2 separate regions of the Homo sapiens genome follow, and region 1 is linked to region 2. A link is a loop called in an ENCODE intact Hi-C map of the cell type or tissue named here. Cell type or tissue: HCT116. All regions are shown on one strand. Links, peaks and the distances in the headings refer to the core of each region. The heading gives the core; the rest is flanking DNA.

The links. A loop is a pair of places that touch in the nucleus more often than their neighbours do. Peaks named below come from ENCODE experiments on the same cell type or tissue, not always from the same donor. Only the 100,000 strongest peaks of a DNase experiment are listed, where the experiment ranks them.
Region 1: it touches region 2 in a loop (8-fold over the local background); 8 of 110 quality-filtered maps call a loop at or near these places.

Annotation. Positions count from the first base shown.
Region 1 is chr16:67,855,335-67,870,229 of GRCh38, forward strand. NUTF2 (nuclear transport factor 2) reads left to right here. Exons shown (of 5, transcript NM_005796.3): 2 at 9,768-9,895; 3 at 13,006-13,077; 4 at 13,167-13,265. The coding sequence starts at 9,797. Among named protein-coding and RNA genes, the nearest start is that of EDC4, 10 kb to the right of the region's middle. In HCT116, for the core only: a CTCF peak has its summit at 10,206 (motif pointing left); a DNase peak (open chromatin) is centred at 10,179; H3K27ac peaks cover 820 bases.
Region 2 is chr16:67,666,323-67,681,217 of GRCh38, forward strand. ENKD1 (enkurin domain containing 1) reads right to left here and starts at 428. Exons shown (of 7, transcript NM_032140.3): 1 at 36-428. The coding sequence starts at 120. It overlaps C16orf86 (chromosome 16 open reading frame 86), which reads left to right and starts at 492. Exons shown (of 4, transcript NM_001012984.3): 1 at 492-750; 2 at 974-1,203; 3 at 1,556-1,776; 4 at 1,878-2,433. The coding sequence starts at 649. The coding sequence ends at 2,278. It overlaps GFOD2 (Gfo/Idh/MocA-like oxidoreductase domain containing 2), which reads right to left. Exons shown (of 3, transcript NM_030819.4): 3 at 8,214-9,731. The coding sequence ends at 8,833. RefSeq lists silencers at 1-269, 610-659, 680-729, 810-859 and enhancers at 6,770-6,829, 10,744-11,700, 11,701-12,656. In HCT116, for the core only: a CTCF peak has its summit at 6,557 (motif pointing right); a DNase peak (open chromatin) is centred at 6,559.

The sequences.
Region 1 (14,895 bases), core at 8,810-11,309, 190 kb after region 2:
CACGAGGCCCAGGGTGGCCTGCCTAGGGGCCACAGGGCTCCTACTGCTGGCTGACCAGTGGCCAAGAACTTCTTTTCATTGTCTGGGGCGTTACTCATTTGTTGCTGTACCTGCTGTGTGCCAGCTCCTTAAGCCCCCAGGCTGGAGACAGGGCTGCTATGGGGATAGGGAACCCTTATTAGAGAGGGGTTTCTGGGGTACCTGGGAACTGAGGGCTGTTTGTCCCAGTGTCCTCAGTAAACTGGGGGAATTTTGGAATGTTTGTTTCTTAAAGTCTCGAATGATTCCATCAGAGCCAGTGGGTCTCCCGAGGGCAGAAACTGGAAAGCTTGCTGCCCCAGGAAAGAGCTCTGTGTGGAGATACTGGTTCCACTTGCAGGTGGTTTCAGGACTAGGAGAATGCAAATTCTCAGTTGTCCTAAGGTGTAAAGCTGCTTTGACCTGCTGAGTAGGTGCTCAGGTTCTTCCATTCTGAGGCTCCATGGAGCTTGCTGATTTCATAGGGGAAGACAAGGCCTGGGCTGCATTCCTTGCCACCCGATTTTTTTTTGGCGGGGGGGGGGGATGGGGGAAATGAGAATAACTTTATTTCATTGCGGGGAGTGGGCAGATGTCCAGCCTCAGAACTTCTGGAACTGCTTCTTGGTGCCAGCGGCCTTGGTGACCTTGAGCACGTTGAAGCGTACTGTCTTGCTCAGGGGCCGGCACTCACCCACTGTTACGATGTGGCCAATCTGGACGTCCCTGAAGAAGGTGGACAGGTGTATGGACATGTTCTTGTAACACCTGATTTTGTCACTTAGGTGCTTTCTGCTACTCCACATTGGCTCTCAGCTGTTTGCATCTCGGCCAGTTTTTTTTTGTTGTTGTTGTTTTTTGAGACAGTCTCGCTCTGTCGCCTAGGCTGGAGTGCCGTGGTGTGATCTCAGCTCACTGCAACCTCCACCTCCCAGGTTCAAGCAATTCTCTGCCTCAGCCTCCTGAGTAGCTGGGATTACAGGCACCCACCACCACGCCTGGCAAATTTTTATATTTTTAATAGAGACAGGGTTTCACCATCTTGGCCAGGCTGGTCTTGAATTCCTGACTTCATGATCCACCTGCCTCGGCCTCCCAAAGTGCTGGGATTACAGGCGTGAGCCACCATCCCTGGCCCAGTTTTTTTTTTTTTTTGCTTTTGTTTTCCTTTTTGAGTCGGAGTTTTGCTCTCGTTGCCCAGGCTGGAGTGCAGTGGCGTGATCCTGGCTCACTGCAACCTCTGCCTCCTGGGTTCAAGCAATTATCCTGCCTCAGCATGCGGAGTAGCTGGGATTACAGGCGCCTGCCACCACACATGGCCAATTTTTTGTATTTTTTATAGGGATGGGGTTTCATCATGTTGGCCAGGCTGGTCTCAAACTCCTGACCTTAGGTGATCTACTTGCCTTGGCCTCCCAAAGTGCTGGGTTTACAGGCATGAGCCACTGTGCCCGGCCCCATCTCGGCCAGTTTTGTGGACATTCTAATGCTGGCTATGCCAGTGGCCTTTTGTGGTCTTAAATTCTTTCTTAACCTCTTGGAGTCTTTGTTTCCTTGTCTATAAAGTGAAGATAATCATACCAGCTTCACAGGGCTTGTTGTGAGACTCAAGTGAGAGAATACAGAAGTGTTTGACTCACAGGAGGTGTTCCCTCCACCACTCTGTGGACGCCATGGTCATCCCTTTATTCCCTGCTCTTCTCAGTCTCAGCGTGTCACAACAGTGTTGGCCAGGCCACAGGAGTGGTCACTTAGGGGTCTCAAGCCCCATTAGGGGAGCCAAGTCCATGTTTACCTGACAATCAAGTTCATGGCCTGAGGCTCAGTTCACAGATGGGAGCTGTGTAGAAGGAATGGGGCCCCAGAGGTCTTCTCAGTCACTGGGGAAAGGGAGGTTACATAGGGAGTGAGTGCAGAGCAGAGACCAGAATGCAGGTCTCGGGATTCAGCTGGGCCAGTCAGGGAAGCCCAGTGGCTCTAGAACCCTCCCTGCAGGCAGAAGAGGAGGAAGGGGCCCTTAGGGTGCTGTGGGCACCTAGACCTCAGGTGACAGCCCCAGGAAAGGATTCTGTCTTGGCCAGCCATCTGGGCTGATTGCACTCCATCCTTCAGCCAGGGGAGTGGCGGGCCAGGCAGTTTCCATTCCTGATTCTAGGCCATCTCCATGGTGTGGGCGAGATACCTACCTTCTTCCTAGCTGTTGACCTAGTATTCACCTAGGAACCCATACTGACTCCTTACAGCTGGGTCCTGCTCCATACCCCATTCATTACCTCCTAACATCCTACAATTACTAATGATGGGACAGAGTCAAAGGGTCAAATAACAAGGGAGAAGTGGAGCAGGCTAGAGGCCAGGTCTTTGAGGGTGTGGCTGTGCCTGCTGTTTAGCCACAGCTGTCTCTCACTAGGACCTTGGGAATGAGAGAGTATTGGGGCCAAGCCCCAATTGCCACATGCCATAGACAGATAGCTGGGTGGACAACAAATAATTGTTTCCTCACAGCTTGGACAGAAGGTGTGGGTGGAGGGGAAGTGGGTCAGTAGGCCACTTGAGTGGAGTTTGCCCAGAACTTACTCCTCCTCCAGAGAAGAAGGGCTGGCCTCTCAGCCCAGGCTCTGACACACTCATGCACTTAGTCAACAAATAGTTTGTTTGAGGGCTGGGCCAGGTACCATGGGAACAGGGATGACTAGGGGTGCTTTGTCAGGGAGATAGACCGTAAACAAATACCAAACTGTGACAATGTCATGCAGTGATAAGTGCTAAGAAAACAATACAGGAGGCAAAATGGGTAATCAGACAGCTACTTTATTATTTATTTATTTTAATTGAGACCGAATCTCACTCTGTCGCCCAGGCTGGAGTGCAATGGCATGATCTCGGCTCACTACAATATTTGCCTCCCTGGTTCAAGTGATTCTACCACCTCAGCCTCCCGAGTAGCTGGGACTATAGGCGCATGCCACCATTTCTGGCTAGTTTTTGTATTTTTAGTAGAGACGGGGTTTCACCATGTTGGCCAGGCTGGTTTCAAACTCCTGACCTCAAGTGATCTGCCTGCTCAGCCTCCCAAAGTGCTGGGATTACAGGCGTGAGCCACTGTACCTGGCCACTAGACAGCAACTTTAGACTAAGGGGTCAGGGAAGGTGTGAATGAGGAGGTGACATTCGAGCTGGCACATATGTGACACACGAAGATCTAGGAAGTAGAGTGGTCCAGATAGAAGGAGCAGCAGTTACAAAGCCCTGCGATGAGAACAGACTCAGCATGTTCCAGATAGAGGAAATTGCCTGGTGCAACTGTAGAGGAGGGGAGGGAGTGGCAAGAGATGAGGTTGGACAGCCAGGAGGGCCAGGTCACCTAGGACAGGATAAGTGGTTGAGACTTTGTTCCAGGTGCCATGGGACAGAATACATAGTAGCACCCCTCCTCAGACCATAAAATCGGGGGACTTCCAGAAGGACTGACACCCAGCAGTGTCTTCCTGTCTGGTTGCTGCTGCTCTGCCTTCAGGACACTTTTTTTTTTTTTTTTGAGACAAGATCTCACTGTGTTGCCCAGTCTGGACCTCCCTGGCTCAAGCCATCCTCCTACCTCAGCCTCCCGAGTAACTGGGGCTACAGGCATATTCCACTATGTCCAGCTTTTTTTTTTTTCCTGTAGACATGAGGTCTCACTATGTTGTCCAGGCTGGTCTTGAACTGCTGGGCTTAAGCAGTCCTCCTGCCTTGGACTCCCAAAGTGTCCGAGGGATTACAGTCATGATTACAGGTGTGAGCCACCACACCCGCAAGACGCTTTTTACACTCTGGCTCCGAGGGTTTGTTTTTGTTTGTTTGTTGAGATGGAGTCTCACTCTGTTGCCCAGGCTGGAGTGCAGTGGGGTGTTCTCAGCACACTGCAACCTCCACCTCTCAGGTTCAAGCAGTTCTCCTGCCTTAGCCTCCCAAGTAGCCGGGATTACAGGTGCATGCCACCACACCCAGCTGATGATTTTTTTTTTTTTTTTTGAGGTGGAATTTTGCTCTTGTTGCCCAGGCTAGAGTGCAATGGCACAATCTCGGTTCACCGCAACCTCTGCCTCCCGGGTTCAAGCGATTCTCCTGCCTCAACCTCCTGAGTAGCTGGGATTACAGGGAAAAATTAGCTGCCACCATGCCCAGCTAATTTTTTGTATTTTTAGTAGAGACGGGATTTCTCTATGTTGGCCAGGCTTGTCTGGAACTCTCGACCTCAGGTGATCCACCCGCCTCAGCCTCCCAAAGTCCTGGGATTAGAGGCGTGAGCCACCGCGCCTGACCTGATTTTTGTATTTTTAGTAGAGATGGGGTTTCACCATGTTGTGCCCAGGCTGGTCTGGAACTCCTGACCTCAGGTGATCCACCCGCCTTGGCCTCCCAAAATGTTGAAATTACAGGCGTGAGCCACTGCGCCAGGCCTTTTTTTTTTTTTTTTTTTTTTTTTTTGGAGATGGAGCCTCACTCTGTCACCCAGGCTAGAATGCCGTGGGTCGTTCTTAGCTCACTGCAGCCTCCACCTCTCGGGTTCAAGCAATTCTGCCTCAGCCTCCCGGGTAGCTGGGATTACAGGTGTACACCACCATGGCCAGATATTTTATTATTTTTTTTTTTCTTTTTTTTTGAGATGGAGTCTGGCTGTGTTGCCCAGGCTGGAGTGCAGTGGTGCAATCTCCACTCACTGCAAGCTCCGCCTCCTGGGTTCACGCCATTCTGCTGCCTCAGCCTCCCAAGTAGCTGGGACTACAGGTGTCTGCCACCACGCCCAGCTAATTTTTTGTATTTTTAGTAGAGACGGGGTTTCACCATGTTAGCCAGGATGGTCTTGATCTCCTGACCCTGTGATCCGCCCACCTTGGCCTCCCAAAGTGCTGGAATTACAGGTGTGAGCCATCATGCCCAGCCTTTTTGTTTGTTCTGAGGCAGAGTCTTGCCCTGTCACTCAGGGTGGATTGCAGTGGTAAGTTCACAGCTCACTGTAGCCTGGACCTCCCAGGCTCAGGTGATCTTCCCACCTCAGCCTCCTGAGTAGCTGAGACTAAAGGAGTGAACCACCATGCCCGGCTAATTTTTAAAATTTTTTGTAGATATGGGGCTTTGTTGCTGAGGCTGGTCTGGAACTCCTGGACTCAAGTGATCCTCCTGCGTGGGCCTCCCAAAGTGCTGAGATTACAGATGTGAGCTACTATGCCCAGCCTTGGGCCTGAGGGGTTTAAGCCATGTTGGCTATCAGTTTCCCTGTTGGAGGAGTCCTTTCCAGGCTGTGCCTCAAGGCTGTGTTTTTGGCCTCCGTGATAGCATGTGTGGAGGATAGCCACGACTGGTACCAATTTTGGGGCCCTCACTGTAGGCCATGCAAATCTGCTGGCATTCCCTGTGGGCTTCAGCAGACACATGAGAATCTTTCTGTGTGCCAGTCTGGAAGGAGTGATAGCGTCTTCTCGATCACTCTCCTGCCTCAGGCTAGGATCTCTGTCTGCTCTGTCTGCTTTGCTGAGATGGTAGAACAGGGTTGTGACCTCGAAGGTTTGAGAAAGCTGACATCATCCTCCATGAAAACTCCTGTTGTTTGGACTCTAGGTTTGATGTGGAACTCTTCTGCCTGAGGCCTTTGTTTGGAGGTGGAAGCCCTGGTTCAGGACTGCCTTGCCCCTTTCTGAGAGAGCCAGGCTCAGAGGAGTGCTCTCACTGATGTAGTCTGTTCTTGTCTCCAGGCCCACGTTGTCACTAGAAGTCCTGACTCTGGAGAGGCCTCCAAATCTGGTCAGTCCAATTCCACCACCTATCAGCTGCTGACCTAGAGCGAGTTGGAGTTGGCTAACCTCGCTGAATCTCCTTTTGGTCATCTCTAACAAGGGGGTTGACTCACAGGGTGTGGTTACAAACAAGTGCACATAAGCTCTTTGCACATTTCTGTGCCTCATATGCATTAGTGAAAATGAAGTGTTCACAGCCAGACAGTTATTTTGAGTTTTGTTCTTGGAAACACTTAAAATTGGAAGATAAAAATGGAGTTTTTCTGTTGTCTAACGGGATCTCCTGGGTCAGAGGTTTTAACCTGGGATCTATGGCTGAACAGTTGAAAATTATTCACAAGGCTGGGGCATCTCTACCTCTGTGCAAATGTGTTGGGAGAGGGCCACAGTTGCTGAGACATTCTTGGAGGGTCTTTGCACTCACAGAGACCTAAGGGTCAGTGAAGGCTGGTGTTCAGTGGGTGAGAGGTCATCAGAGTCTTTTCTGCTCCTCAAGGAGCCTGGCCTCAGCCTGCGGACTGTTGGGGTGAAGCAGGAGATGGTGTGGTCAGCGGCCCTCTCACAAGAGCTGTAGGAGAAGCTGTCATGATGGTCAGTCCCCAGTCTAATGTGAGGCTGCCTCTGAGCCCGGGCTTTTTTGTTTCCAGCCTGTTACTTGCACAGTAAATGTGTTAGAAACAAGATCAGAGCTTGCTGGCTATTCTGGGGAACATCTTCCAGCCTGGCCTGGACCCCTCCCTCATGTTGCATGGGGATAGGATGGGGGCTCTGCACTCTTGCTTCTTTTTTTGGACTCAAGAGTGTTGCCTCCCGTGGGAAGGGTGGGGATCGCAGGAGGGGACTTTCCTGTGTACAAAACATGGTGAGCAGGCTCTCGGTAGGTTCTGTTGTGTCTGTATGTAGCTGGATCGAGGTAGGAGGGAATGGCTTAGGGAGATGGGGATGAGGGTGGATGGCCACCTGTGGAGCTTAGGGAGTTTGGCCTTTAAGCCAAAAGCAAGGGTGTTTGTAGGGGAGGAGCATGGTCAGCTTTGTGGTTTAGAGCTCAGGGATGCAGAGTTAGCAGAAAAAAGAGACGGGCCTTGACCAGAGGACCCAGTGTCAGCACTGATGTACCAGGTGAGCTTAGGGCAAGACCCAGCGACATCACTGGATGACAGTGGATTCTGACTATGTGGCTGTTGTGATCACTACTTGGAAATAAACACAAGACAGTGAAGCAGGCCTCAATCCCACATAGTTTTGAAGGTTCCTTGTCATTTTCTGGGAGCCCCTGATGTGTCCTATTCCTCAGAGAGCTTACTCTTCCCCACTCTTCTCTGCCCTACCAGGCCAAAGGGTCTTTCTCTTCCTTTATCCCTCCACCCCATTTCCTTCCACCACCACTTCAGTCAAGGAGTTTTTGTATCAGAAAGTTATCACAGGCCAGTTATGGTGGTGCACGCCTGTAATCCCAGCACTTTGGGAGGCCAAGCTGGGTGGATCACTTGAGCTCAGGAGTTTGAGACCAGCCTGAGCAATATGGTGAAGCCTGGTCTCTACAGAAAACACAAAAAGCAGCCAGACGTGGTGGTGCTTGCCTGGAGTCTCAGCTCCTTGGGAGGTTGAAGTGGGAGGATTGCTTGAGTCCTGGAGGTCAAGGCTACAGGGAGATGAGATGGCATCACTGTACCCTGACCTGGGGGACAGAGCGAGACCCTTTTCATGCCCCGGGACATTTGCTGGTGCTGTTTCTTCTGGTTGGCATACCCTTTCTGAGGACTGCCCAACTTTGCTCTGAGCCAAGGGTAGAAGGAGATGTGGCCCTTATCCATTCCTCCAGCTTTTCCCCTACCCTCAGAGCTCTTAGGCAGTGGGTATGGCACCTTGGAAGCTGCAGCAGGGTCAGGGCACATTGAGTGACTAAGCATAGCAAGTACCAGGTGGACGGGGCAGAAATGCCAGAGGTGGGAGCTGTGCTCTGCCTTAGGTCCTCTAAGTTTGTGTGTGAGTACAGCCAGTGTCTGACCTCTTGGAAATGTGACCAAGACCACAGTGAAGACTAGATGATGGTCCTGTGCTTTCCCCACTTGTTGATTTCTTTCTTGGCAGAGTATGAACTAGGACACACCTTGTGTTCCTGTGTGGCAGGCGTGACTGGATCCAAGCTTTCTCCCCTGCTTGCTTTAGATTTTCCTGGACATTTCTTAGTCATCCCAGCACTGAGCTTCTATTTTTAGTGCCACTACCTCCTAGGGGACCTAAAATAAAGCTGGCTTAGCTTCCTGCTCCCTCATTGGCTTGAGTGTTGGTCACAGAGCGGAGGATTGGCTGCGTTCTCACTCTTTCCCTACACGATTCCTCCCCGCTGGCTCCTCTGGCTTTGGGCGAGGTCACACGGACTGGAGTGAGCTAGCACTTACCATGTTGAGCTGAGGGCTTTATCATGTTCCTTTAGAGAAGCTTCACAACCACCGGCACTGTCAGGTTGCCATCCCCATCTTATAGTGGAGGAGGCTGAGGCCCTAAGAAGGGCAGTGACTTGCATCAGATCCCACCACTGCGAATGCTTGTCTGCTGGGGTGGAACCCACCTCCTCACTGCTTTGGTTCAGAGTCCTATTATCAGGACAGAGGGAGTGGGCTCCTCTACAGTTGGGGCCATCCACAGAAAAACATGTGGGTCTGCAGTCAGGGGATCTGCAGCAAGATGTGGGCTTCCCTACTTGGAAGCAGCCTAGCAAAGCCCAAGCGGCTCTCCCATCTGGGGCTTGGGTTTTCCATCCAGTATCCTTACAGCCATGGTCTCTAGTTGGGAGGGGGCCTCCTCTCAGAGACCCGAGAGAGACAGCTCCTTAGGGTAAAAGCAATGCTGGGATGAGGGGATATGAAGGGATGACACGTTTCCCTTCACAGCCTCCATCCCCTCTTCCCACAACCCTCAGCTTTCCCTCTGATCCTTGAACTCATGTCCCCAGCTCTGAAGTGGGTAGGAGTCACTCCCATCAATGAAGAAATATCCTAGAAAGGGCCAGGTCAGGTAATCACCTGGCCTCGGGGAAGTAAACTGCCCCCATGAGACTAAGGGATCACTTGCTGTTTTTGGCAGAGGAGGGCCCTTGGCTGGGTACAGTGGCTCACGCCTGTAACCCCAGAACTTTGGGAGGCCAAGGCGGGTGGATCACTTGCAGTCTGGAGTTCGAGACCAGCCTGGCCAACATGGTGAAATCCCATTTCTACTAAAAATACAAATTAGCTGGGTGTGTTGGCAGGCGCCTGTAATCCCAGCTACTCTGGAGGCTGAGGCAAGAGAATCACTTGAGCCCAGGGAGCGGAGGTTGCAGTGAGCCAAGATCACGCCATTGCACTCCAGCCTGGGCAACAAGAGTGAAACTCTGTCTCAAAAAAAAAAAAAAAAAAAAAAAAGAAGAGGGGCCTTGAGAATCTCCCCACATCCTCACTGGGTCTTCCATCTGTCAGCGTAGCCCTGGGACAGTGTTGGGGGCCTGAGGGCTGTAGTACAAAATAGTACACACACACAGGTATCAGTTGTTCTTGGCTGTAAAGTGGGAAGAATAGCAATAACTCTGTCCTTGCAGGTTGTTGAGAGGATTACATGGAAAGATACTGGAGGAGTGCTTAACTCCTCCCATAAGGCCCCTCCCCTTACTGGGCTTTCAAGGGCCTGCTCTGACCTTTCTTTGTTGTAGATCTACCCTTAGCACCCCTCCTGTGTGCTCCACGACCCTATCATCTATGTGTCTCATCAACCAAGAACTCAAAGGAGAGGCTGGGTCTGATCTACCTCTGGGCTCCTAGCACTGGTCTGGCTTGGGAGGGGTCTCCTGCCAGTTCCCCAGGGCCTGTCCGTGTTCTCTGAGAGAACAGATCTCAGCAAAGGACTCCAGGAAGGCCAGTGAGGGGTGGGGGTCAGTGGCTGGTCACCTACTCTCATGGTACCAATGCTTCCCTCCTGGTCTCATTGGTCTTGCAGGTCTCCGTGAGGCCGGGTGACGCTCCAGAATGGGAGACAAGCCAATTTGGGAGCAGATTGGATCCAGCTTCATTCAACATTACTACCAGTTATTTGATAATGATAGAACCCAACTAGGCGCAATTTACGTAAGTTTCCAGCTCTAGGGCCAGAATGGACCCTAGGGGATCAATTTGGATGTTGGGCCAGTGTGTCCAGTTCACAAGTTCTGGCAGCCCTATCTGGACTGGCTACACCTCTGTATCTGAACTTTTGTCCACGGGACAGGGGTCTGACGCTTGGCCCAAGTAATTACCTGGTCTATACTTTTCCTTTTGTCAACTTCCACAAGAGTGAGAATCCTGCTGTTCTGGGCTTGCCATTCCATGTGGCCAGCATTTGTCATGGCACATGGTTTTGGATTGGGCAGCAACAGGCAGAGGTTAGGGCTCATGGTGCCCTCTGGAGGCAGCAGCCATGAGCATCCTCAGTGCAAAGCTGAGCTCTCTTGGAGGCCTGGGGTCCAGCTTCCTTTTGGATCCAAGGCTCCTGAATGCTCATGGAAAACAAATGAGGTTAGCCCAGGGAGGCTGATAGGTCATTTCACAAACCCTTCTATGCAGGCATTGCTGGCTGCTCTTTTTTTTTTTTTTTTTTGAGATGGAGTCTTGCTCTTTCGCCAGGCTGGAGTGCAATGGCTCGATCTCAGCTCACTGCAAGCTCCGCCTCCTGGGTTCAAGTGATTCTCCTGCCTCAGCCTCCCGAGTAGCTGGGATTACAGGCGCCTGCCCCCATGGCCAGTTAATTTTTTGTATTTTTAGTAGAGATGGGGTTTCACCATGTTGGCCAGGCTGGTCTCGAACTCCTGACCTCGTGATCCTCCCACCTTGGCCTTCCAACGTGCTGGGATTACAGGCGTGAGCCACTGCGCCCGGCATTTGCTGCTCTTTTAACGATGTTCATATACACCAAGAACTAATTGTACTTGACTCTGCCTGAGAGTCAGTCACAAAAATGTGATTGATCAGGCAGGTGAGCCCAGGATGGGGGTGTTAGGAGTAATCCAGGCACAGTCTCAGAGCCTGATTGGGCTGACTCTCCACAGTCTTCTGTGTCTGTCTCCAGAAAGTCAGTGTCCATTCAGAAATTTTGGAAAAAATAATGAAATTTTATTAGTGGAAGACCAATTCCAGCACAGATATTTGATTGTCATTATCATAGTAGAGTTTTTTTTTTTTTTTTTTGAGACAGAGTCTCACTCTGTCAACAAAGCTGGTGTGCAGTGGGGTGATCTCAGCTCACTGCAACTTCTGCCTCCTGGGTTCAAGCGATTCTTGTGCCTAGCCTCAGGAGTAGCTGAGGCTACAGGCATGCACCACCAAGCCTAATTTTTTTTTTTTCTTGAGATGCAGTCTCACTCTGTCGCCCAGGCTGGAGTGCAGTGGTGCAATCTTGGCTCACTGCAATGTCCATCTCCTGGGTTCAAGCTATTCTCCCATCTCAGCCTCCCAAGTATCTGGGACTACAGGCACGTGTTGCCATGCCCGGCTAATTTTTGTATTTTTTAGTAGAGATGGGATTTCACCATGTTGGCCAGGCTGTTCTTGAACTCCTGACCTCAGGTGATTTGCCTGCCTCAGCTTCCCAAAGTGCTGGGATTACAGGCATAAGCCACCGCGCCCGGCTACACCTAATTTTTGTATTTTTAGTGGAGGTGACATTTCACCATGTTGGCTAGGCTAGTCTCCAACTCCTGACCTCAGGTGATCTGCCTGCCTTGGCTTCCCAAAGTGCTGGGATTACAGGTGTGAGTTACCATGCCCAGCATAGAGTTTTTGAAACCTTGAAGTGATCTGACCTGAGATCCTGGCACTTGTGCCTCATTATCACTCTCCCTTTTTTTTTTTTTGAGATGGAGTCTCACTCTGTCACCTAGACTGGAGTGCATTCATGCGATTTTGGCTCACTGCATCCTCTGCCTCCCAGGTTCAAGCAATTCTCATGCCTCAGCCTCCCAAGTAGCTGGGGTTACAGGCACGCACCACCATGCCCAGCTAATTTTTGTATTTTTAGGAGAGACGGGGTTTCACCATGTTGGCCAGGCTGGTCTGGAACACCTGACTTCAAGTGATCTACCCACCTTGGCCTCCCAAAGTGCTGGGATTACAGGTGTGAGCCACTGCACCTGGCCTCATTATCTCTTAAAGCAGGCCTGAGCCAGAGAAGAGAGTTAGCAAGGTCCTAAAAGAACAATTTATATTTATTATTTCATAATACTCAGCACATTACCCCTTTGAAGGTTAGGAAACTAAGACTCAGAGAAATAACTTACTTAATGTCACAGCTAGTAAGCAGCAGAAGCCCTTTTGAGTTCTGCCCTTGAAGGCTGTGGAAGGGAAGATTTGAGGTGGAACTAAGCTAAGTGGGTTACATTTGAGATTTTGCTTCTTGGTGGTAGGGAGGGTCCCAGACTAGGCCTTGGAAGGCCCTGTCAGCCTCTATCTCTCCCTGACCCCATGGGTATCCAGAAGGCTAGCTAGAAAGTCCACAGTGGAACTTAGCCTCGGCCCTGGAGGGTGATGAATGTGGAATTTTTCCAAGTTATTTCTGATGACTTTTTTTTTGAGATGGAGTCTTGCTCTGTCACCCAGGCTGGAGTGCAGTGGTGCGATTTCGGCTCGCTACAAACCGCCGCCTCCTGGGTTCAAGCAATTCTCCTGCCTCAGCCTCCTAAGTAGCTGGGATTACAGGCGTGCGCCACCATGCCTGGATAATTTTTGCATTTTTAGTAGAGTTGGGGTTTCACCATGTTGGTCAGGCTGGTCTCGATGTCCTGACCTCGTGATCTTCCCGCCTTGGCTTCCCAAAGTTCTGGGATTACAGGCGTGAGCCACCGTGCCTGGCCACATTTCTGATGACCTTTTGGGACTGACACTGACTGACCACACAGCAGGATGGCTGAGCTCAGGCCAATATAGCCCTCCTGGGCCTATGCATATCAGAGACCATATGACTTCTTAAATACAAATGGGAAGTATATTTTATTAAATAGTCTTTCAAAGCCTGGGCCCAGGGTCAATGGGGTAGAAGATGTTGATAGTGTAATGTTTGGGGGCTATACTCAGTCTCCTTCTTTAGACAGGGAAACTGAAGTGTGGCCACACTTCTCCAAGCAAGGCCCTTTTCAGAGTCTTTCCAGGGCCTTAGAGATACTTGTACTCTGAGGCCCCAACCCTGGGGTTTCCTGTGCCTTTTTCAGATTGACGCGTCATGCCTTACGTGGGAAGGACAACAGTTCCAGGGGAAAGCTGCCATTGTGGAGAAGTTGTCTGTAAGTAGGGAAGAAAGCCAGGGTGCAGGTGGCTCCTTTCCCACCCCTTCTGGCCTTGGTTCTCCCACCTCCCACTCTCTCTCTTGTAGAGCCTTCCGTTCCAGAAAATTCAGCACAGCATCACCGCGCAGGACCATCAGCCCACTCCAGATAGCTGCATCATCAGCATGGTTGTGGGCCAGCTTAAGGTAATGGTACTGCCACAGTGGTAGGGAGGGGTGGGCAGGCAGAGGAGAGTCTTGTACCCCTGCTTTCCCTGTGGATGTGACCTGCTTATCTAGGGACACCCAGACAAAGTGACTGTCTAGAGCTGCGTAGTTCAGTATGCTAGCCATTAGCCACATGTAGGTGGCAATTTTTAAGTTATATTAATTAAGATTAAATAAAATGTACTTCTTCGGTTGTACTAGCCATATAGAACATTTTTGTGACTGTAGAAAGTCCTATTGGCAGACACTGGTCTAGAGCCTTTATCTGGAAAAGGGAGAAGTATAGGAGTAGGATGGGACTGGGGTGCCAAGCCACTAGGCTCCCACTCTGCCCTAAGGTCAAGGTGGACAGGCTAGCTGGGTGCGGAGAGGCAGTCCACTCCTGCAGCCCTTGCTACCACTCCTCAGGCTGGCTGCTGGCTCCTTGCCTGCTGAGCAAAGCAGATTCCTGGAACTCCTATTTCTTTTTTTTTTTTTTTTTGAGACGGAGTCTCACTCTTGTTGCTTAGGCTGGAATGCAGTGGCACAATCTCAGCTCACTACACTTCTGCCTTCCGAGTTCAAGCAATTCTCCAGCCTCAGCTTCCCAAGTAGCTGGGATTACAGCTGCCCGCCACCACACCCAGATAATTTTTTGTATTTTTAGTAGAGACAGGGTTTCACTATGTTGGCCAGGCTGGTCTTGAACTCCTGACCTCAGGTGATCCACCTGCCTCGGCCTCCCAAAGTGCTGGGATTATAGGCGTGAGCCACCTATTTCTCTTTGCATTTTCCTTCCTCCTTCTCAAGACCTATTATTCTCAGAGACTTCCTGTGGTCCCTCAGACCCCCCAAGAACTCTCCAAGGACCTGTTGTGCTTCAGCATATTAAAGTCAGATTCTGGGCTGGGCGCGGTGGCTCACGCCTGTAATCCCAGCACTTTGGGAGGCCGAGGCAGGCAGATTACCTGAGGTCAGGAGTTTGAGACCAGCCTGACCAACATGGAGAAACCCTGTCTCTACTAAAAATACAAAATTAGCCAGGCATGGTGGCACATGCCTGTAATCCCATCTACACGGGAGGCTGCGGCAGGAGAATCGCTTGAACCTGGGAGGCAGAGGTTGCGGTGAGCTGAGATTGCACCATTGCACTCTAGCCTGGGCAACAAGAGTGAAACTCTGTCTCTAAATAAATAAATAAAGCCAGATTCTGTTTACAAAAACACCCTTCTTCCCAAAAATAGCAGGACAAATTGGCTGCCCCTCGGCCTGGGCTTGTGTCTTACAATAACATGGTCACATGCTCTCTTTCTCTAGGCTAGCCGGGACAGGGCTTCCTGAGTCCAGAGTGGGTGTGTAGGTGGTCCTGTGGGCCTCTGCAGTGGACGCAGAGGCACCTGCTTTCTGGCCTGGACTTTCCTGTCAGTTTCTCCTGCCTGTTCAGGATGTCCTGCTCAGTGCCTGTGCCTGAAGAGGCACAGAATTCAGGAGGTCTCTGTAGGGAGCTCATTGTTCACTTTCTCAGGCAAAGGTAGTAAACACTGCTGCTTCCCACCGGCTTCAGGTTCTTCCTGGTGATTCTGTCCAATTTGGAGCTCCCAAACAACTGATTTGCCTCCTTGATGACGAT
Region 2 (14,895 bases), core at 5,035-7,534:
TGAGCCTCGCACCACCGCCAAGCCCCCGGACTCACCCGAGGTCGGCCGCCTGTAGTTGTCAGGACAGAGCGTCGGGTCTGGGGGGATGGGCCCCGAGATGCGGGACGGGCCCTCGCACATGCCGCCGGCGCCGCCCAGCAACGGTGCCCCGAGGCCTGCAGGGCTGTTTACCTCCCTCCCCGGGCCCCCTTCCCCAACCCCGGGCCCCCTCCCTCGCCCGGCACCCTGACCCTGGCGTGCCCGCCACTCCCGGGCCCCTGCCGGTCCCCGCCTGGGCCCCGGCCTCGCTCGCCACCTCCGCGACCTCTGCTCCCAGCCCACTTCTCGGTCCCGCTCGCGGCCTCTCCCCCGCGGCACTCGGGCAGGGGCTCACTCGAGAGGTTTTGCCGCCAGCCGCTGCCACCCGACGGGACTTGTTGTTGCCGGGCAACCGTGGCTTCCGTCCCCGGGGTCAGGGCCCACTGACCCCGGCGCAAAGCGTCCTGGGGCTTGTAGTTTCGGCCGAGGGTGGGCTCCGCGGTCGCCGGTTTCTCTTCCCAGCTCTGCCCTCGCTTGCTGGCCGGTCTCCGGGGTCAGCGCGGGGCCACCATCCAGCCCCTTGGGGCCCGCCCCAAGCAGCTGTCGAGGACGCACTCAGCCTGCGCAGCCATGGCCTCGGCAGGGGCGGAGAGGCGGCCGGGGGTCCAGGAGGCGACGGTCGTGGGGCAGGGACAGCTCACGGAGGAGCCCGGCAGCGCTCAGACCTCCGAGGTGACCGTCAGGCTGTTTAACCTTCAAACACAGGGCCGCAGCGCTCTGAGAGGTGGAACTGAGCGCCCCGACCCGCTAACTGCCAGGCTGGGCCCTCCAGGCGGGGAGGGGCACAGGCTGGTGTCCTTATTCCCGTTTCGGTGTCTAACGTTAGGTGTTCAGTGACGGATCCCTATGTCCTTTGCCCGGCCATGGTGACCGATGGCCTGTGTGTCATCTCTAGTGTCCAGTGGCGGGAGACCAGTTCCTGGTGCCTGCCCATGAGGCCCGCGGAACCCAGAGTGAAGACCAGCGCCCAGCAGGCGCAGCTTCGGAGTCGGAGCTCCAGGAGGAAGGACCCAAGCTGGGGGAGGAGCGGCCCAAGCCGCATGCCGGGGCGCTAGAGGAGAGAGGCCCCAGGCCCGTGGTCTCCATTGTGAGGCCCCGTCATGGTCCAAAGAGAAAGCCTGTCAAGTGAGGGGGCTCTCGGGGGGAAGGAGCTGCAGCCCCGGGGTTGGGGCACACACCACAGTAGGATTCCTAAATCCTGCACTCCTGCAGGGAGGATTCTCGTCCCCAGCCACTACCATCACTCTCCTCCCGTTCCTCAAGAGCCCCCGTGTAGGGAGCAGCAGGAGAGTGGGAGCTTCAGGGCTTGTAGGGGCCTGGGCTCACTGGCCTCTAAGCCTCTTGGGCCTGGGGTCTCATTGACCAGGAACGGGACAGGCGTCGAGCCCTGGGGCTGTGGGCAGGCTGGGCTATTCCCTGGGCCAGGGAATGGGAGCCAGGGCTGGAGCCTGGCTCAAGTCTCTTGTCCCTGGCTCAGGTCTCTCAGCCTCCCGGGCCTTCGTGCCCATCTTAAGGCTGAAGCTGAGCTGCCACCCAAGCTGCCGCTGCAGGAGGAGGAGCCAGAGGACAGCCAGAGTGAGCCCTCACCATCTGCCAAACAGCACAAAAAAGCCAAGAAGCGCAAGAGCCTGGGGGCTCCCGTGCTCCACGCTGTGGCCAGCATGGTGTCTGCACCCTTAGAGACATTGAGGCTGGAGCGTGAGTGGCAGTCCCTGGACTGTTCCTTCTCCCCCTGCCTGTGGGGCCCGACATGGCACAACCTGGCGCTCTAGCCTCTGCCCTGCCCTGGGTCTTTGCAGGAAAGGCCCAGCGCCTGCGGCCGCTGTACCAGTACGTCAACTATTGCAACCCTGAGCTGAACCAGGCAGGGAAGGGGGACGGGGAGGCTGAGGTGGAGGCAGAGGCAGAGCTGGCCCCGGTTCCCGAGGAGGGAGGTGTGGAGCAACTGCAGGCCTTGCTGCCCTTGGCAGGTGAGCTGGGCCCAGGCCTCGCTTTGCCCTGTCCCAGTCCACTAGTGACCCCCACCCATGCCCTGGCTCCCCTCGGAGAGGAGGCTGGAGAGGAGCCTGGGGGCTTGCCCAGCTTGGGGGTGAGTGACCACAAGGCCGAGGTGGATAAGTCAACCCAGGTGGACATCGACAAGATGCTGAGTGTCTGCACTGCTCCACTTGTCCCCCCGCTCTCTCCTCAGTACAAGTGACTGTCCCGCCCCACTGGTGGCTCCCCTCCTTCCACGCCTGAATTTGGCTTCAGGCTTCCTGTGGGCCTAGGCCCTCTGGTGGCGGGGGCAAATTTGGCACCTGCCCCCACTTGGGACTTTGGTCTTGCTGAAAATAAATATTTTTCTTTTTCAAAGACTTTGTGATTCCCCAGATAGGTTGCCTGAAATGGGTAAGAGGATGGAGGACTCAACAGTGCAGGGTTTGAGGCCTGAATGGTCATCTGCATCACCTGAGACTTTGACAATGACAGATTCCTTTGTGCCACCCCATGCCTCACTGAATCAGGGTGGACCTGGTGCTGTGTGTTTAGGTGAATCTGAGGGTCAGGCAGCTAACTGGGTGATGAAGAGGGAAGTGAGAAGGAGGAACTTGGGGCAGAGAAAAGAAAGGGTCTGTTGGGTCATGGGAAGCAGGTGTTTGGCCCTGCTCTTCTGTCTCCTGGGGAAGGGCCTGCATTTGGTCTCACCTTGAGGGGATCAAAACTTGGGATCCTCCTAGGAGGTAGCACAGAGTTCTTTTGCCTGTCACAACAGTGACAGCTTTGGGATGTTTCCTACTCATTGCCAGACCATAGCTGGACCGGACCTTGTCTGTGGAGTAGCCTCTGGTCACAGGTGACAGGGCATCAGTGATGTTTTCCTGGCAGGCAGGGGTGGACAGGGGCAGTAAGTGCATCTGGGACCCTGAGGCCAAGCCACTGGATGACAGCTGTGTCCAACCGGCAAGGATCTCTGGGAAGAGCCAGCCAGTGTTGGCCATTTTGGAAACTGCACATCCTGGGCCTCCTGTGTGTTCCTTGGACACCACAAACAGACACAGGGAATTTTAAGTTCATGGAAATTTCCCCTTCCTCCAACTGGCTTTTCCTCCTGTATCTCATCTGCACAATTGTTTAAGCTAGAATCTTGGGTGTCACCCCAGACCCCATCCTGTTCTTTGCTCCCTGATTCCTACAAGCTAAGCAGACATTGAGGCCAGTGATCCTACCCTTTCAGGCTGAGAACCTCTCGGACCCCACAGTCAGCACCGTCGCCTGGACCACTGTCATCTCCAGGTGACAGCCTCACTGGTCACCCTGCCTGTCATCCCTTGGCCCACGGATCCATCCAGTGGCCCTGTGACACACACACCTGAGCCCCTGATGGTGTCACTCCCCCTTGGGATTCCCCTCCTCTTGCCCCAGCTACCTTAGAATTCAGTGGCTTCCGGTAATTCCCTGAGCAGTTACACCTTTTCCTCCCTTCACTCTGTGCATGTGGGGCTTTCTCTGCCTAAAATGCCTTTATTCCCACCTCTCCCCCTGGCTAGTGCACGCACACCTTTGAAAACTTGGGATTCTGCTTCCTGGGGAGCCAGACAGCACCCCATGTTGCCCTGCATTGCAGCCCCTGCGCATTGCTATCATGTGGGTTATAACTGTCATCGGGATTAGACCGTGAGCTCCCTAAGGGCACATCTCATTGCATCACATCGACCTAGCCAGAGGGCCCCTTAAAAGGCACCAAGGTGATGAGACTGAAGTGAGGGGTGGAGGAAGCTGCAGAGAGGGACAGGCCAGAATCTGAAATGCTGAGGCCATCCCGAGGCCACAGTCTAATATGTAGGTTCCCTGGAATATGGCCTGGCAAGGTCACTGGAGGGAGTAGGGTGGGCAGGTTCAGGTGGGAAAAGCAGGGTCCCCTTTCTGGCATCATCCCAGCCTGCTCCCTCCTTTGACAGGGTCACTTGGGTGCTCACTGGCCCCATGACAAGCCATGGGGGTCAGGACTTTTTTTTTTCTTTGAGACAGCATCTCGCTCTGTTGCCCAGGCTGGAGTGCAGTGGCACAATCTTGGCTCACTGCAACCTCTGCCTCCCGGACTCAAGGATTACAAATGTGAGCCACCGTGCCCGGCCAAAAATTTTTTTTGTGGAGATAGGGTCTGTGTTGCTCAGCTTGGTCTCAAACTCCTGACCTCAAGCAATCCTCCCTCCTTGACCCCCCAAAGTGCTAGGATTACAGGCATGAGCCAAAACACCCAGCCAAGATAATTGAGCTTAACCTCCTTGCTTTATGTTTGGGATGGCAGAGGCCTGGAGAGAAGTGGCCTTGCATGAGACCACACCCTGGGATCTAGGAATCCCTGTCTTGAGTTGTGCAGGATCTGCCGACCTGGGGGCTCTCTGGCTAAGGCCGGACCCAAGAAGGCCTCTGTATCTTTGTGCGGTCTCCAGGGCTGGAAGCGTGAACGAGGCCAGCACTGATAAGGAAGAGCTGGTCCTGTCTTCTCACAGGTGAGGCAGGAATTAGAAATCGTGGGAGAACTAGTCTGCAATTCCTGAGGCCTATTACCCAATGGACTTGTCTAAGCAGGGTGGGTAGTAGGAGCTGCAGAAAGGACCAAGTCCCTACTGCTCCTAGAAGCTCGCTGTAAAGAGGAAATGCTACATTATTTAGGGAGACGTGTAGCTGGGCGTGGTGGTCTGTGTCTGTAGTCCCAGATATTTGGGAGGCTGAAGCAGGAGGATCGCTTGAGCCCGGGAGTTCAAGACCAGCCTGGGCAACATTTTTCCCTGTCTCAAGAAGTAAAAATGATGCAGCCATAAAAAAAAGAATGAAATCGCGTCCTTTGCAGCAACATGGAAACGGCTGAGACCATTATCCTAAGAAATTAACACAGGAACAGGAAAGCAAATAGCACACGTTCTCACAAGTGGGAGCTACACATTGGGTACACATGGACACAAACATGGGAAACACAAACATGAGACTATGAGAGGGGGCAGAGAGGGGGTGGGGTGATTGTTGAAAAAACCTATTTACTATGTTCACTACCTGGGTGATGAGACCAATCGTCCCCCAAACCTCAGCGTCACACAGTATACCCATGTAACAAACTTGCACATGTACCCCCCGAATGTAAAATAAAAGTTGAAATTATATATTCAAAACAAGTGGCCAGGTGCAGTGGTTCATGCCTGTAATCCTAGCACCTTGGGAGGCTGAGGGGGGCACGGATCACTTAGGCCAGAAGTTCAAGACCAGCCTGGACTATGTGGTGAAACCCCGCCTCTACTAAAAATACAAAAATTAGGCTGGGGGCGGTGGCTCATGCCTATAATCCCAGCACTTTGGGAGGCCGAGGTGGGTGGATCACGAGGTCAGGAGTTCGAAACCAGCCAGCCTGGCCAACATGGTGAAACCCTATCTCTACTAAAAATACAAAAAAATTAGCTGGGCACTGGTGGCATGTGCCTGTAATCCCAGCTACCTGGGAGGCTGAGGCAGGGGAATTGCTTGAACCAGGGAGGTGGAGGTTGCAGTGAGCTGAGATTGCGCCACTCCATTCCAGCCTAGGCAACGAGAGCAAAACTCCATCTCAAAAAGAAACAAACAAACAAAATTAGCCAGGTGTGGTGGTGGGCGCCTGCAGTCCCAGCTACTTGGGAGGCTGAGGCAAGAGAATTGCTTGAACCGGGGAGGTGGAGGTGGCTGTGAACCAAGGTGACGACACTGCACTCCGGCCTGGGTGACAGAGTGAGACTCTGTCAAGAAAAGAAATAAATAAAGAAAGGAGGGAGGGAAGGAAGGGAGGGAGGGAGGGAGGGAAAGAGAAAAAAGAGAGAAAAAAAGGAAAAGAAAGAAAGAAGACAAGAAAAGAAAAAAGAAAAGAAAAGGAGAGGGAGAGAGGGAGGGAGGGAGGGATGGAGGGACATGCAACCTCAGCTCAACTGAGGACCAAGGCTGTGGAACCACAGGTTGGGAGGTGGCTACTTTGCTGAAGTCAGAAGTGGTGACCGGGCAGTCCTCCAGCTGACTCCTGAGAGAGAGAGGTGGTGCCTTCCAGGCAGAGGACATGCCAGGGACAAAGCCCTGCTAGTATGGAAGCTGCCACCTCTGCAGGAGGGCTCTTAGTGTGGCTGGAGAGGAGGGCATGGCCATATGGAAACCAGGTTGGTCAAGTCCGGGGGTGAGGAGGAAGGGTGTGGATAGGGAGGGATCTTGGCGTGACATTCAGGAGAGGCTGCTTGGCCAGCAGGGTGATGGGCAGAACAGGAAAGGAAGTGGCTGCCATCGTCTAGGTGAAAACAGTCCTGGATTTGGCTGGAGGTTGAAGAATAAGCGACAGGTATTTGGGAAGTTCTCTTCTGGTTGCTGTATCTGACGAGCCAAGCTAACTGCATTTTTACTGTCCTGGAAAAACTTTATTTTGACCTGAGGAAGAGCTGGTAACATCCTGAGATTTGGAAACAGGTCCTGGGAGATGCTACTGCCTTCTTCCAGGAGGGGGTGCTGCCGGACAAGTCTAGAACCAGTGTGGGTTCAGTCACCCATGGAGACCAGAACCCTGTGGGCTCCCTTGGCCACAGGCATCTGGGCACATCTGTCTTCCCCATCCCCAGTGTGGGACTGACCAGCTCTGATGCCCAGGATAACTCGATGGTAAAGACGTCTGAGGGAAGGGGCCATGCACCACTCTGGCCGTGAATCTAGGCTCTGGGGATTCCCTCAGAGGAACCGGGGTCCTCATTAAAGCAGCTCTGCATTCAGCCCACTGCAGTACCCTCCCCCCAGCACATTCTGGGAACCCGAGTGCCATTCTGGGTTGGCCACATGGCCCTTTCTTATGTGGGAGCATCTAAGTCAGGCTTGTGCTTTCCTGGTCAATTCCCACATTTCAGAGTGACCTCGACATCCTAGCAACACATGGGAGGACTGAGCTGAGCTAACTGTCCCAGGGACAAGGGGGCAGCCTCCCCTTTAACCTTCGGTGTCCTGCCTGGTGGTGGGTGCTATCTGCATTTCACCTCCTAGTTCAGGCCAGGCCGAGGCTCCTGCCACAGGGAGGGGCAATGCCGGGCCCTCAGGTCTGAAGATTCCCAAATGCTGGGAGGAAGCGTGGTTCAAGGTCAGGCTCTGTGGTTAGATGGTCCTGACCAGGCTCCTGGCTCCATCATGTACAATCTACAGGAGGCAAGTAGCTTTGCCCTCTGTGCCTCCATTTTATGATCTGAATGATGAGAATATTTACCGTCAGAGAGTGGTTTGGAGGTTAAGGGAAATAATAACATACACGTTTGCCCTGAGGGTCAGCATGCAGTAGGCACACTCCAACCCTATCCCTTGTTATTCCCTCTCACAAGGACATCTGAATCCAGGAAATTACAGGAAAACAAGCCTGGTGACGTCTAGAAGCGGTGCCAAGAGGAAGAGGAAGCCCTCCCTGGGCTTTTCTGGCAAGGAGCCCAGGGCAGGGAAGAGGGCGGAAGGTTAGAGAAGGGAACAGAACTTGGTCCAGGCTGAACGATCCTGGCAGGCTGGTCAAACAAGCAAAGGGGAACGCATGTCTTTTCTCAACACCGTGCCCCCCCGCCCCCACCCCCCGCCGCCTCTGGCAGAGCTGGGTAGAAGGCTGGCCCTGTGCAGAGCACAGTCAAGAGCATGGTGGGTGATTGGCCCTCGGGTCCAGCCACAGCTGCTCCATGGGGCACGCCTGGAGCTCTTCCTCCTCCTCCTCACCCTGTGCCACCTCCCTGAAACCACTCCTCCCCGCCACCTCAAGAGCACTCTGGCAGCCAACACCGTGACATTAAGAACAGAACCCCTCCTAACCTCCACCCCAGTGAGGCCCCAAACTCTCCCGCTATCTGCTGAGACGGCAGGCCCAGCAGCAGCCCATTAGGAAGTCCTGAGTCCTGTTCTCTGAGGAAATCTTTTCTTCTGAGGCTCCTGGGATTTGGCTATGAGGGAACAGGCAGGAGACGAGGGCTGGCAGGGGCAGCGGCCCGTGTGGCACAGTTGGCGGTGATGACCCACGCTGGCTCCGAGCTGCTGTGGAGCAATGAGTAGAGAAAAACCCCCTACCAGCCAGAAACAAGCCTTTCAGTATTAAAGAAACCCAACCTACCAAACAAAAACCACATGCCATGTCCTATTTTCTGAATTATTTATTAACATTTCTCAGATGTTCTAAAGCCCTCCCTTGCCTCCTCTCTGCCAAACCAGGGCCCTCTGTCCTACTTCAAAAGCCCAAGAGCTCACTTAATAAAGCAAGCCCCAGTCCCCACCTGGGAAGGGCCTGGTCACATGGGAGGGCAGGTGAGGGTCCCTGAGGGACAGCTTGTTGCCCTCACTGTTCCTGAGATGCCCCAGCCCAAGAACGAAACAAAACTTCTCATCATTTCTCCTCAGGCCTCAGCCGAGCTGGCCCCTCTTGTGCTTTCTCACCCTGTTAGGACTGCGGATCAGGCTGAAGGGCTCCCCAGGGTGAGCCTTTCCTGGTCCGACTCACTGGCATCACCATGAGGAGGCCTGGCGGCAGCTCTGCCCTGTGCACACCGTGGTAACCTGGCAACAGGAACATTTGCCACCCTGCAAGTCTGAGGAGCAGATGAGCCACTGGAGGGGGCGAAGTCCCAGAGCCACCTCTGGCTTCACCCAGACTCATTAAATGAAAGACACTGTCTCTGCTAGGGCCAAGTCCCTGTCATGTCTGGCTCCTGTTCCCCTCCCTGGTCCCTCTGCCCTGTGGCAAGGAGCCCAGGTGCAGGCTCATAGGTTGTTCCGCTGAAGTGCCTCACACAGGTTCTGGTTGGTGTCGGGCTCCTCCGTCAGCACCTCCACAGCCTCCCACTCCCCGGATCGGCTCGACCTCTTGATGGCATCCACCACGCTCTGCATGTACAGCCCATCCTCGAAGGAGGCGGCCATGGAGACAGGGGTGCGGTCCCAGGTGCGGCGGTCGCCCTGCCCCTGGAAGGACTGGCGCAAGGCCTGCACCATGTAGACCATGCCCTTCAGGTACAGCAGCGGGACATCCTGGGGCCCCTGCTCAGGCAGTCCTGCGCCCACTGCCAGCGAGTCCCTCAAGAGCAGCTCCTCTTGCGTGGCAGAGTTCTTCTGCCCATAGAGGTCGGCTCCCCGGGCGACGAGGCGTCCTGCAGAGCCTACCACCATGACTTCATGCACAAAGGCGCCTGGCATGTTGAAGTTGAGTGTCACTGTGCTACACACACCCCCACCCATGAGCATCTGGAAGAAACAGAAGTCATCGCTAGTGACGTGCCGGATGCCACGGATGGCAGCGTTCTGCCTCACGAATGTCTTGAGCAGCCCGTGCACCTTCTCGGCTCTCCGGCCGGTCAGGTGGGTCAGCAGGTCCACAATGTAGGTCCCCATGGTGTGCAAGCCCCCGCCGCCCATGAGCTCATCACAGATCCAGCCATAGCTGGGGCTCAGCAGGCTGCCTGAGTAGATGCGGGCATCACAGATCATCACCGCTCCCACATAGTGTTCCGAAATCAGCTGTTTCATGCGCACGAAGGCAGGCAGGAAGCGCAGCACGTTCCCTACCAGGCTCATGAGCTGCGGGTAGTAGCGCGAGGCTGTCACCATCCGGAAGGCATCCACCGATGTTGCTGCCTTCTCGCAAACCACATTCTTCCCAATACCTAACAACAGGACACAACAGGAAATCTCAAAGTTTCAAGGGGGAATCTCCAGCATGTCCGCCTGCCCTGAGGATTTTGGACTTCTCTGCCTTACAACTGCACGAACTAATTTTTTTTTCTTTTTTGTAGAGGTGGGGTCTTGCTATGCTGCCCAGGCTAGTCTCAATCTCCTGGCCTCAAGCGATCCTCCATCTTGGCCTCCTAAGTGGGACCACAGGTGTGTACCACCACGCCTGGCTAATTTAAAATTTTTTTTTTGTAGAGATGGGGTCCTCCTCTGTTGCCTAGGCAGGGCCCAAGTGATCCTCCTGCCTTGGCCTCCCAAAGTGCTGAGATTACAGGTGTGAGCCACCATGCCTGGCCCCAATTTCTTCAAATAAATCTCTGTCTTAAACACCCTATTGGTTCTGTTTCTCTGGAGAACCCTGAATAACACAGGTGGGCTAGAGAGGTGGGCACACTTCATGGACGTGTCTCTATGTTGTCATGCATTTATTAGGTCATCAGCTTGGGGCAAGGAAATCTAACCTATTTTCTAGGGGATGGACTATTCATAACTTCTACTCTTAGTCATAACTCCAGAGAGGGCCCTAAGATTCCCTGCAGATTGTTCTCTGAAAACACTGGTCCAACAAGTTAGAGTGGCCCAAGGCTAGAACATGTTTGGCTCCGGCAGGAAGGGAAGGAAGTGAGAATACCCTTTTTGCCCTCACACCCATTCTGGGTACGCTGCAGCCAACACGCACCCAGAGGTAAACAAAGCTGGACAAAGCCCTGAGGAGAGTGCTAGAGGATAAGCAGCTGGGAACTGAAGGGATGAATGCTGCTCCATGTTTCAAGATGAAAGCTTGTGAGGATATGAGCAGCCATGAGACACTAACACCTGCAGTGTTCCTGCGAGCTTTGTGTGGTTCAAGTCGAAGGAAATCCTGTGCTAATACTTTAAATAGAAAACTTAGAAAGCCCAAAAAGCAGTATGGACTAGACACATACAGAAGTTTACAAGTCATAGTAAGCCAGAAAGGGTAAAGACACCCTGGCAAAAACCCACGAAAAAGCTCTCCAATGTGCAATAGCTTCTCGGAATAAAAGCCAAAGTCCTTACAAAGGCCCCACCCATAAGGTCTTGATACATGATCTGTGCACTCCTCCAAAATTTTCTTTTTAAAAAAATATTGAGATAGAGTCTCACTCTTGCCCAGGCTGGAGTGCAGTCGCATGATCTCGGATCACTGCAACTTCCGCCTCCTGGGTTCAAGCGGTTCTCCTGCTACAGCCTCCTGAGTAGCTGGGATTACAGGTGCCCACCACCACGCCCGGCTAACTTTTGTATTTTTAGTGGAGACAGGGTTTCACCATGTTGGCCAGGCTGGTCTCCAACTCCTGACCTCAGGTGATCCACCCGCCTTGGCCTCCCAAAGTGCTGGGATTAAGGCATGAGCTGCCATGCCTGACCACTCCAAAATTATCTTTTTGACTCTTTGCCTCCTGTGGTCTCTCGGTTGCTCATCCTGCTCTAGCCACTGAATGTGAGATGGGGGCTGCTGTGCAGAAGGACTTGGGGATTGGGGAGAGGCAATGATCACGAAATGCTGAAGGACTGAGAAGGCAGGGGTGGGTTAGGAAACGAGACTGAAAGCATTACACAGAGCCTACATGCAATGTGGAAAACTGGATACCAAGTCTTGGGCTGGACTAATTCATGTGCTTACCCTTCTAGTTGAAGCCCATCTGGGCAATGTGTGCACCTGGGCTTCTCCTCCACAGCCATCCAGGCTCCACTCTGGCACTCCACAGGTACTTCCTGGTTGGAGGGGCAGCCTTAGGCCTGGATGCCTGTGACCTGGGGCAACCGGTCACAAGAATGTGCCTTCTCCAGGTATGTGCATCTTCAGTAACCATGGTGCTCATCTTCCCTCAGGCCCCCAAACATTTTCTGAATGTTTTCAGATGAGGTAATGGTTAAGACACAGATTATTTCTGATGGCTCACTGCAGGGTGCAGCTTACCCTGATGGACCAAGATGGATTCTGTTCACACAGGCTCAGGAGGGGCCAGCTTACAGCAGAAACAATAGTAACTACAGACAATAAATCTTGCAACAAAAACTAAGAAAACTTCATAGAGATGGCCAATGTCTTGGCTGGGCATGGTGGCTCACGCCTATAATCCCAGCACTTTGGGAGGCCAAGGTGGGTGGATCACCTGAGGTTGGGAGTTTGAGACCAGCCTAACTAGCAGGAAGAAACCCCGTCTCTACTAAAAATACAAAATTCGCTGGGCGTGGTGGCACATGCCTGTAATCCCAGCTACTCGGGAGGCTGAGGCAGGAAAATCACTTGAACCCGGGAGGTGGAGGTTGCGGTGAGCCAAGATTGCGCCATTGCACGCCAGCTTTGGCGACGAGAGTGAAACTCTGTCTCAAAAAAAAAAAAAAAAAAGAAAAAGAAAAAGAAATGGCCGATGTCCCACATGATGGATGGGCCCCAGGACAACTGACTACCCAGGAAGAGTCAATTACTGGTGCTGGACTCAAGCTTTGGAGCCAGAAATTCCTGTGCTCAAATCTTGGCTCTCTCACTTCACTGCTAGATGATCTGGGAAGTTTCTAAACTTCCCTGGGTTTTTGTTTACTACTATAACTGTAAAGCAGGATTTTACAGTTACAGGGGAAGAAAGGAGGACTAAGGCAACCAAAGCAGTATATGTAAAGTACCTGGCTCAGTACAGCTCTGTCAACAGTACATTTTATTACCATCGCCAAGGGAGGGATTCAGCCAATGTCGTAAATACAGAGAAAAAAAGCCCATTGTGACTTGGATTTTAAGACTTGGCTGGGCGTGGTGGCTCACGCTTATAATCCCAGCACTTTGGGAGGCCAAGGTGGGAGGATCACTTGAGTTCAGGAGTTCAAAATCAGCCTGGGCAACATAGCAAGACCTAGTATTTATTAAAAATAAAAAATAAGCCAGGCGTGGTGGCGTGTACCTGTAGCCCCAGCTACTTGGGAGACTGAGGTAGGACGATCCCTTGAGTCCAGGAGATTGGGGCTGCAGTTTGCTGCGATCAAGCCACTGCGCTCCAGCATGGGTGACAGAATGAGACTTTGTCTCAAATAAATAAATAAATAAAAGACTCACATAGAAACTACATTTTCCAGGTAAATAATTTCTTTTTTTTTTCTTTTTTTTTTTTTGAGACAGAGTTTTGCTCTTGTCGCCCAGGCTGGAGTGCAATGGTACGATCTCAGCTCACTGCAACCTCTGCCTCCTGGGTTCAAGTGACTTTCCTGCCTCAGCCTCCTGAGCTAGCTGGGATTACAGGAGCCTGCCACCATGCCCAGCTAAGTTTTTTGTATTTTTAGTAGAGATGGGGTTTCACTATGTTGGCCAGGCTGGTCTTGAACTCCTGACCTCAGGTGGTCCACCCACTTTGGCCTCCCGAAGTGCTGGGGCGTGAGCCACCGCGTCGGCCCCAGGTAAATAATTTCTATGTTCTGTACTTTGAAAATCTGATTTAGTTTCTTCTTCCTTTTTTTAAGAGACGGGGTCTTGGCCGGGCGCAGTGGCTCAGGCCTGTAATCCCAGCACTTTGGGAGGCCGAGGCGGGTGGATCACGAGGTCAGGGGTTCGAGACCACCCTGACCAACATGATGAAACCCTATCTCTACTAAAAATACAAGAATTAGCTGGGCGGGGTGGCAGGCGCCTGTAATCCCAGCTACTCAGGAGGCTGAGGCAGGAGAATTGCTTGAACCCCGGAGGCGGAGGTTGCAGTGAGCTGAGATAGTGCCATTGCCCTCCAGCCTGGGCGACAGAGCGAGACTTCGTCTCAAAAAAAAAAAAACAACAACAACAACAAAAAAAAACAGGGTCTTGCTTTGTCACTTAGCTGGAGTGCAGTAGCGGGATTCTGGTTCACTGCAGTCTTGGTCTGAGCTCAAACAGAGCCTTCCTCCCAGCTTTCCAAGTAGCAAGGACCATAGATGAGTGACAGCACGCCCAGCTGATTTTTAAACTTTTTGTAAATACAGGGTCTTGCTACATTGCCCAGGCTGGTCTCAAACTCCTGGCCTCAGGTGATCCTCCTGCCTTGGCCTCCCAAAGTGCCAGGATAACAGTCATGAGCCACCATGCCCAACCCATGTTGATTTTATAATGTCTTTTTAGAAAATCTAATTTTCAGGCTGGGTGAGGTGGCTCACAGGTGTGGCAGTGCACAGCTGTAGTCCCAGATACACAAGAGGCTAGGGTGGAAGAATCACTTGAGTCCAGGAGTTAGAGGCTGCGGTGAGCTATGATCAAGCCACTGTACTCCAGCGTGGATGACACAGCAAGACTCTGTCTCAAAAAATAAATAAAATCAAAACGAATACAGAGGAGTTGTTTTATCATACGTACTGTTTATTAGGCCTCTCCGAGAGTCAGGCCCAGCCTGGCCCCCTGGTAGCTCACATACTGACCAAGCCCACAGGAGACAAATTGGTGCCTCTGGTCAACCCTTCCCCCTCCTCTCACTTCCTACCCCCACCTCTGCCACCTTGACCCTGAAGAACCCCACAGAGCATCTGTCATTTGTACTTATGGGCATCTTACGTAGGTCTAAACTCCCAGGATTACAAACCTCAGTGCTGCAGCAAGGAACAAGGCATGTGGATTGGTAGTCTATGACATCATTCAATCTCTTCAATTTATTTATTTATTTTTTTAATACATATTTTGTTATTATACTTTAAGTTCTAGGGTACATGTGCACAACGTGCAGGTTTGTTACATATGTATACATGTGCCGTGTTGGTGTGAATCTCTTCAATTTATGACACTTCAATCTCCTGCTCTTCTTTAATAAAAGAAGCTTTACAACAGGTACTAGCAGGACAATAAAGAACAGCCAGCCAAGTGTCACATACCTGGGATAGGGTGGCCAGGCCCTTGCACGGGGCCCGGCAGGGAGAGTAGCCCCTGACTGCTAGCACTACTGCTTCTGGAGGGTCTCCAGTGCTTCTCCACACTTGTGGGCCTTCCAGATTAGGGAAGACAATCACAGTTCTGGGGGTGAATTTTGCCATTTGGCTGCTGAACACATATGGCTGACCAGGGAGGGATGTAATGAGGAAATGAGGTTCTCAGACACCCCACCTGAGAGCTGCTGTTCTGGCCAATTC